Linked DNA regions of Homo sapiens: region 1 is linked to region 2. Evidence: chromatin contacts called from ENCODE Hi-C or POLR2A ChIA-PET data. All regions are on one chromosome and are shown on one strand. The core of a region is the stretch at or near the end of the contact, and the rest is flanking DNA. Distances in the headings are between cores, read along the strand shown. Region 1 overlaps NR3C2 (nuclear receptor subfamily 3 group C member 2). Region 2 holds the start of PRMT9 (protein arginine methyltransferase 9).

What was found. Hi-C counts contacts between places; a loop is a spot of excess contacts on that map. ChIA-PET counts read pairs that join two places held with the same protein, here RNA polymerase II (POLR2A). Pooled maps may share reads with other maps.
Region 1: a loop to region 2 is called in a pooled map, with 2.8 times the contacts of the local background. The contact joins the enhancer-like site here to the promoter of PRMT9 in region 2. A Hi-C loop is called at or near these places in 1 of 37 single-sample maps with no recorded cell type and 4 of 50 pooled maps. POLR2A ChIA-PET finds 5 or more read pairs at or near these places in 1 of 52 experiments (HEK293T).

Annotation. Positions count from the first base shown.
Region 1 is chr4:148,211,985-148,216,455 of GRCh38, forward strand. All of the region lies in intron 3 of NR3C2 (nuclear receptor subfamily 3 group C member 2), which reads right to left. Among named protein-coding and RNA genes, the nearest start is that of NR3C2, 230 kb to the right of the region's middle. Within about 2 kb of position 2,732, at least 11 of the 41 ENCODE cell types and tissues checked have a DNase peak (open chromatin) inside an H3K27ac peak, as active enhancers do.
Region 2 is chr4:147,680,895-147,685,466 of GRCh38, forward strand. PRMT9 (protein arginine methyltransferase 9) reads right to left here and starts at 3,269. Exons shown (of 12, transcript NM_138364.4): 1 at 2,905-3,269. The coding sequence starts at 3,093.

The DNA.
Region 1 (4,471 bases), core at 1,482-3,981, 530 kb after region 2:
CTACCAAGTCTAAGGCCCTCACTGAACCTCAACCTTCCTTGGAACCTTCCCTAACCCTGGTCAGAAATATCTCCTCTCTCTAAAATACCTGCACACTTGATTGAAACCTCAAGGAGCCAGCTAACACTGGCTGAGCACTATCACAAGTTGGGCCCCGCAGCACTGCATTATCTTAATTAAGCTTTGCAAGAACACCATCCGCTATTAAAAGTATTCCCATTTCACATTGTTCTTATTGCTTTGGCAAGTTCTTAGTAGCAATGATTGCTTTCTTCTCTATGTGAAGGTTGATATTTGCATGTCATTTCTTCTTATCTATATCACAGCCTCTCCAAGGTGGGGATATCTTATGCATCAATAGAGCCTCATGGAACCTACATGGCTCAAGTAGTTACACCCTTAGTGTCTGAAGTTAGGACTGAGCTACCCTCAGCAGTGTAGTCCTCTTGTTTAGCAACAGGCTAGTGCCTGGGGCAGGATCAACTGTCCCTTCTCAGCTGAGGACTAATCTTGTGCTGTGACCCTGGAATTTACTCCCAAACCTGTCAATGCCTTGCCTAGCAGAGTAGTAGAAGTTACTGTTTAAAACCTTGTCCCAGAGGGGTCATTAGCCATTGTATCACCATATAACAAGGCAAACACATATAGGGAGCCAAGAAAATATCTAAAAGTAAATGAGATGTTCCTTTGAATAAAATGAAAATTTAAATGAAAAGTACATTTCAAATATTTTTACTGGTCTGCAACGGGCAGAAAAATAGATTCTCATTTAATCAAAATTTAATCGCATGATCCATTTGTGATAAAACAAAAGTAGTTTTATTGTGTGGTTTTAGCCTCTGCCTCTTTATAAGGACCTACTATGTGATAGGCATCGTGTTTATTGTGCAGATGAAGGTTCGTAATAAAAATATTTGCTTGCAAGAAGTTCACAGAACTACATACAATTACCTATGATAAAATGTGTTAAGTGCATTTTAAGGTATAAAAACTGTTAAGAGATCACAGAGGAAGAAGAAATTAATGAGGGAAGGAGAGGAGGACAGAAGATAGTGATCACAAAAGTTTTGTGAAGAGGTCATCTTTCATCTGAACCTTAAAGGAGAAATGCAATTTCTCCAAAGTTGAGAAGGAGAGGAAGGACAATGATGGGTTTTTTTTTTTTTAGACAAGACCACACTTCTCTAGGAGGAGTCACAGCTGCCTCAACACAGTGCCACAGCACACACAGTGCCTTCTACATATGACTCAGGATAGACTGATTAAATAGCTGTACAATAAAATTCAACAAAGTCATGGAAATTCATTTTAAAATCAGTATAATAAAAATCTTAGTAAAGACAATCATACCAGCAAACCCAAGGAAAAGTAGAAATCATTAGACATGGTGTTAAAGTCTAAGGAATGTCAAACAAAAGGTGAGAAACTGACCCCCAATAATGATGGAATTTTTATGTATGTTTAGTGTTACCTAATAACTTACTCACAATTCAGTTTTCTGCTTACATATTTATAGTATTCTGAATTGAATACGTTTATCCCATATGAAATTAAAGCTGAGTATTATTCTGCGGCTGTTCCAAAGGCTATGGTCTTTCACATGTACTCAACCTTTAAGTCAATACAATCTAATAGTTTAAGAAGACATTACATTTCAGACAGCCATTCTGCCTAAAAACACTCTAAATTATTTAAATTGAATTCTGATTAAAGTTAAAATAAAATCTTCTTCAATGGGGCATGCAACGTTCTCAGAACTTTTGCAAATGACAGCTTTGTAATCTGATTCTGTTTCATCCAGTAAAGCCATAAAATGAATACGCCACGAAACTACAGTCACTGTAGCTGTCTATGGAATACTTTACAACTTACATAGTCCCCTTTTTCTTGAGCTCCAAAAGGCAGGGAAAAATGGTGCAAATGGTTCTCCTTGAAGCTTGAATATTAAATACTAACTTGAATTATTGAAAAGAAAGTTTCACTTCTTATGGAAGAAAATACAGGGGTTTTCATTCTAACTAGGACTTACCCCAGGTCACAGAGGTAATGGAGAGATGTCAGACTTTAAATCAGAAGACCTGGGGTTGAAATCAAATTCATCTGCTCACTAGCTATGACTTGGTGCAAGTTACTTTACTTCTTAGGGGTCTATTTCCACTTCTGTGCAATTGTAAAAGTATAGTCTACCTAGCTAGATTATTGAGAAGTGCAGAAGAAACATTTTCAGATGCCAAGGGCAGTGCTTAGCAGAATAGGTTGCTAAATAACTTAGCTATTAATATTGATTCTAAAGTTGGGCCTTAAGCTAAGAAAGATCTCCTGTTTGTCAGTCTACATACCATATTGTCTAGGCAGTTTTTATTGGTGTTTTTGAAGAGTTTTTTTTTTTAAAAAGGAAAACAGAGTAATACAACAACTATGTTATATACCCACTTTCCACAATTTGGGTTGTCTTTTCAACCTAAAAACAAAAATAAAAATTTTCCAAATCATGATCTAGGTCCCCATGAATGCATTTGGCTCCATGACCATTTAGCCATTCAGATGGACAACTGAAAATTACCTATAACTAAGAAAACAGGGAAGAGAAGACTGCTCCTGAGAAGCTACCTGAGCCGCATCTAGGAAATGTGGGATCCAGCATCTTGCCACAGAGCTGAGCCATGAGATGATGAAATGAGTGAGGCAGCAGGAGCCTGCACGCCCTGGCTCAAGGAAAGAGCAGCTGCTACAGCTGCTGCTCAGGGCTTGCCAATGGCTGGCATGCTGGAATGCAGGCTCCGTGTTGCCAGACCTTTCACTACTTCAGGAGAGGCTGGACGTCGAGAGTTTATATGAAATCTCCCCATTTTTAAATATTGGCAAATAATTAAAAACGTTAAAAAAATTATGCAGGCCAAACAAAACATCTTGGCTGGCTTGATTTCAATCTGGAGAAATCAGATTAAGAGCCTTGAAAGGACAAGAGCACCCAGGCATGCAGCCTGGGGCTGCGTGCAGCCTTCAACAAGGGGATGGGGGCCTGGGTAAGGAGTACATTCTCCACCGAAGCCCTACTGGGCAGGATTCTAGCCTTCTATTTCCCTCCGTGTTTGGATTCTTATCTTTATGCCTAAGCATGAAAAACAAATCCTGGAAGCTGGCATTCGGATAAATAACACAAAGTCTGTTCGGGGTATGAAAAGGGAAAACAAGGCATCCAGAATACAGGCATGTCCCTGAATGGTGTTACCCTTATGTCCTTGGGATTCACAGCTAGATGCCTCTGGTGTTTCATAAAGTATCAGGAAAAAAACATTAAAATTGACACTCAGTTCTCTGGAAAACTATTCTAGTTCACTAAACTGCAATGTTATTAAATGCCCTTGAGGCGTTTATCCATGAACTGCTGCTGCATGCTGGTGGTGACTGCTGGGCAAGCTAACAGAAGCTGATCCGGGCTTTCCTTATGAGGAAGCAAATGCTGAGGATAAACAGTATGGAGAGCTGTGGATAAACAGTATGGAGAAGGTGGAGGTAATTCATTAAACTGCATCACAGCAATGCCACACGTGACCAAGGATATGCATTTGTAACACTGAGGTTAAAATAGCTATTGAATTTATGTGCCCTTCAACATACCCTGGAAAGTAACACTGGCACCAAAAACATGAGAACATCAAGTGAAAAGTCTTCCTCATTCTTTTGTCCATTTGAGAAAGGTGACAATTAACCTGTTAGGCTCTGAACACTGCAAAGATCTAGGAGATCTCCAAAGGGGTTAAATAGTAAATATTTTAGGCTTTTTGAGGCATAGTTTTTTTTTTTTTTTTTGAGATGGAGTCTTGTTCTGTCGCCCAGGCCATAGTGCAGTGGCTCGATCTCAGCTCACTGCAAGCCCTGCCTCCTGGGTTCAACCAATTCCCCTGCCTCAGCCTCCTGAGTAGCTGGGACTATAGGCGCCCACCACCACGCCTAGCTATTTTTTTTGTGTGTGTGTGTTTTTAGTAGAGATGGGATTTCACTGCATTAGCCAGGATGGTCGTGATCTCCTGACCTTGTGATTCAACCGCCTTGGCCTCCCAAAGTGTGAGACATAGTTTCTGTCACAACTACTCAACTATGTCATTATAATGGGAAAGCAACCATAGATGATATATAAATGAATGAGTATGGCTCTGTTCCAATAAAACTTTATTTATTAACACTGAAATGTGGATTTCATGTATTTTAACATATCACAAAATATTTTTGACTCCCCACCACCCCCCCAACCATTTAGTTCCCAGTACAAAAATAGTCAGGGGGCCAGATCTGGTCCCTGATCTAGGATAATGACCAAAGAAGAAATAGCATTTCCTGGTCAACTGCCGAAGTCAAAAGTGTGCTTAAGCACTTTATTGGATCATTTAACTAAGATAACAATCCCATGAAACAGTCTTAGCATCTCCATTTTACGTATGAGAACACTGAGGCTGGGAGCAGTGAAGTA
Region 2 (4,572 bases), core at 2,019-4,518:
TCAGACTCATAGATACAGCTTCCTATTAGTCATTTCAACCCGGCAATGGATCTCCAGCCATTGCAAATGTAGTCCAACTCAAATATTTCCTGAACAATCCTTGTGCAAAGAACTGAAGCAACATAAATCTTGTTCTTATCCTCACAGAGGCCCTATAGAGAGAAATTTAATTTTGGAAAAGTTCAAAATGTTCTACACTGAACTCATCATACTCCTCTGACACAGGCTATAAGATTAAGACACCACTCAACCTCAAACCACAAAGTCACCTTATAATGGTACCTTAACTCCACATACACTGTTTCAAACCTAGCCAATGCTCTCTCAATATCTTTAAATCTGTTACCTCCTCTCCATTCCCACAGTTACAACCTAATCTGGCCCTTGTAACCACTTGCTGGACTACAGCAACAGCCTTAACGCTGTCACTCTAATTCCAACTGCATCTCCCTCCATCCATTCTCCATGCTGCAATACTGTGGAAAGAGGGAAAGCTTTAGTCATTAAAACATTTTAAATCATCTTCACATATTTTATACAAAAGCGTTGATATTTGGAACTGAATCTTGAGGGAGTTTACTAGAGAGACAAGGATAAGAAAGGAGATTCTGGCCGGGCACGGTGGCTCATGCCTGTAATCCCAGCCCTTTGGGAGGCCAAGGCAGGCAGATCACCTGAGGTCAGGAGTTGAAGACCAGCATGGCCAACACGGTGAAACCCCATCTCTACTAAAAATATAAAAATTAGCCAAGCACGGTGGCGAACACCTATAATCCCTGCTACTCAGGAGGCTGAGGCAGGAGAATTGCTTGAACCCAGGAGGTGGAGGTTGCAGTGAACCGAGATCGCACCACTGCATTCCAGCCTGCGTGATACAGTGAGACTCTATAAAAAAAAAAAAAACCCCGCACAGATTATATGAAATGGATCAGAGGGTCTACAGATAAGTGGCTTGGTGTGGCCGGAGTTTGGGTATGGGGAATAGAGTAGCAGGCAATGAGCATTTTACAGGGGGCCCATACAAACAAACACAGACTTTGTTCGGCAGGAAACAGACTAGTTGCTTACCCTACTGAATGTCAGGCATTGCACTACAAATTTTAAATATACTTTTTTATTTTTTCTTTTTGAGATGGAGTCATACACTGTCGCCCAGGCTGGAGTGCAATGGCACAATCTGGACTTACTGCAACCTCCGCCTCCCGAGTTCAAGCAATTCTTCTGCGTCAGCCTCCTGAGTAGCTGGGACTACAGGCACATGCCACCACGCCCAGCTAATTTTTTATTTTTATTTTTTTTTCTGAGACAGAGTTTCGCTCTTGTTGCCCAGGCTGGAGCGCAATGGCGTGATCTCGGCTCACCACAACCTCTGCCTCCCAGGTTCAAGCAATTCTCCTGCCTCAGCCTCTCGAGTAGCTGTGATTACAGGCATGCACCACCACGCCCAGCTAATTTTGTACTTTTAGTAGAGACGGGGTTTCTCCATGTTGAGGCTGGTCTCGAACTACTGACCTCAGGTGATCCACCCGTCTCTGCCTCCCAAAGTGCTGGGATTACAGGCGTGAGCCACCGCGCCCGGCCTAATTTTTTAATTTTTAGTAGAGACAGGTTTTCACCATATTGGCCAGGCTGGTCTCAAACTCCTGACCTTGTGATCCACCCGCCTCCGCCTCCCAAAGTGCTGGGATTACAGGCCTGAGCCAGCACACCCAGTCTAAATATACTTTTAATACCCAGTAAACATTTTTAAGAGAGGCTGCGTCCCTGTTTCACAGAAGAGGAAACTAAGAAACAAGTAACTGAGGAAAGATCACTTGAGTTGATCCATTTTTCTATTGCTGCCTACCAAGAGAAGCAAACTGTATCTCAACATATCATCTCCTCCTCAAGTAGGACAGCTGGTCCTGAAATTTACACTAAGTTTACATGAACTACAAACATCTAGACGCTACTGACATTTAGTGGGTAGAGATCAAGGATGCTGCCAAACATACTGCAATGCACAGGACACCTCCCCTCCCCCATAACAAAGAATTATCCCATTCAAAATGTCAATAGTGCTGAGGTTGACAAACCCTCAGTCTAAATGAAGCAAAGTAATTGCAATTTTAAGTTAAATCATTTTTCGTAATTTAGATTCTAAAAGTACTTCAAAAAAGAACAGCATTTCAACAGAGTAATTGTTGCAAATAATCCAATAATTGAAGTTTAAAGAACGCATCATTAAATGATAATCACTTTAGGCTAATTACACACTTTATTCAACTAGAGGCCCACTATATTCCTACTACACACAATATAACAAATCCAAAAGCCCTCAAGCCAGGGCATGCTTAAATTAGATATAAGGAGAAGAGGATCACGTGAGACCTCATTTCCAATTCGAGGGCCTTTAAAATTTTAAACGAGATGAAAGTTTTGAAACTGAGAAATGACAACATTTGACTTTTGTTGCAAAAAGCTAGCTATGTTGACACAGACTGCAGGAGAGAGCTCAGTTGAGAGCCGACTGCAACAGCCGGCAGATGACTGAAGCTCGAACCAGGGTAGTAAAGGGGAAGATGGTGAGAACTGGTAAGATTCTGGACATATTTCGAAGGTGAAGACGGCAGGATTTTCCTCTGGGCTGGTCGTAGGTGTGAATAAACGAAAGATGTCAAGGTTGAACAGTAAACATTAATAGCAAACACCCAACCAAGCACCCTAGCCCCTCCGCCTTTTTTCTTTTCTTTTTTTTTACGAGGACGTTGGATCGGCCAGCAAGTGAGAAAAAAGGGCCCTAAATATTAACAGCAACCACCCACCCAGGCACCCTAGCCCCTCCGCTTTTTTTTTTTTCTGTTTTTTTTTTTTTTTTTACGAGGACGTTGGATCTGCCAGCAAGTGAGAAAAAAGGACCCTCACCTTCACGTCGTGTTTCAGCTCCGGCGCCAGGCTGAGCACGAGGAGGTAGTGGGCATAGGCAGTGCCGAAGTCCTGGACGCCCAGACAGTGCTCTGCGCTCTGCAAGGACCGCGACACCAGCTCGTCCCGGCCGGCTGCCCCAGCGCCACCCCCGGCGTCTCGGCGGGACCTGGGCCGCGAGTTCGACATGGCAGTCACCACTTGTATGGCCAAAGGGAAGATATTTTGTAAACGTAATTAGAAAACTCTCTCGATGCTACACTTCCAGGGACCAGACAACTGCTCAAAAAACAGCACAGCAAAGTTACCCTCCGCCGCGGGTGAACTCGCCAACCCCAGCCCAGGCGGAAGCTCCGCCCCGTCCTGGCCCCGCGGGCGGCGCAGACCGTGACGCATACCCCACTATTGCGCACCTGGCCAGCGGCGCACGCTACGCGAACGTCAGCGCGCCCGACGTGGGCACGTCACTGCTGCCCATTCCCGCAGGAGCGACCACTGTGCGTGAGCATAGGAGAACGTCTGTGGCAGGACCTGTCCGGTCTTGCGCCCTTTTTTTTTCCCGGCTGAAAGCAGAGCTTTCTCTCCCTCTTGCACTCCGGGAGTGTGTGGCTTTCGACTGCAAGACCCTGTTGTACAGACCCAGGCAGCGCGAAGCGCCACCCGCTCATGAGGGACGGTCAAGCATTTGTGATGATGCTTAAGACATTTTGGATCGTGATGCACAAAATTTCAAGACCTGAAAGAACCTGGAGATAACAAAAGCATCTCAGACGTGGTAGAGGAAATGCTTTCACAGGCATTTCAAATCATTCTCACAAAACCTGGCTAGGTGGACCTTTGGATCACACTCGTCTTAATGATGGCAAACGTGGTATCTTGAGAAGTGACTTGCTGGAGGTCACACAACCAGCTAGTGGCATAGGCATGGTTCAAATCCAAGTTCTCTGACCACCTATCTGTTCAGTTATAAGATGAGCTTAGGGGTTATTTCACTGTTCGTGTCTTATCACTGTATAGTGTTTACATTAATACAAAGTTTTTCCACATTCAAGTGTGGCCTCTAAGATACAGATTCGAAACTCAAAGGGAGGGGAGCATAGTTATTACGGCTGAAAAGTTATTTTTGTCCCCATTTTCAAATTCATTAATGGATAATATCTTAAATCGAGCATTTTGCATATCACACTAATACATTTTGAGGGCTCCTCTAATTCTCAAAAACACGTCATGCATTTTTGCCTTCTCTTCTGATCCAATTATCTGAACTACCCTTTTTTCTGAGCACTCGCCTGTGTAAATCCTAATCCGTTTTTCAGGTTCCAGCTCACTACATTGTGAGCTATTCTTAATCACTTTTGTGACCTTTGCACCTAGCGGATTATGATGCAAAGTAAGGACTTTGATTTTTTCTTCTTTCTTTTCTTTCTTTTCTTTTTTTTCTTTTTTTTTTTTTTTTTTTTTTTTTTTTTTTTGAGACAGAGCCTCACTCTGTCGCCAGGCTGGAGTGCAGTGGTGCGATCTCGGCTCACTGCAACCTCTACCTCCCAAGTTCAAGCGATTCTCCTGCCTCAGCCTTCCGAGTAGCTGGGATTACAGGCATGCACCACCACGCCCGGGTAATTTTGTCTTTTTAGTAGAGACAGGGTTTCTCCATGTTGGTCAGGCTGG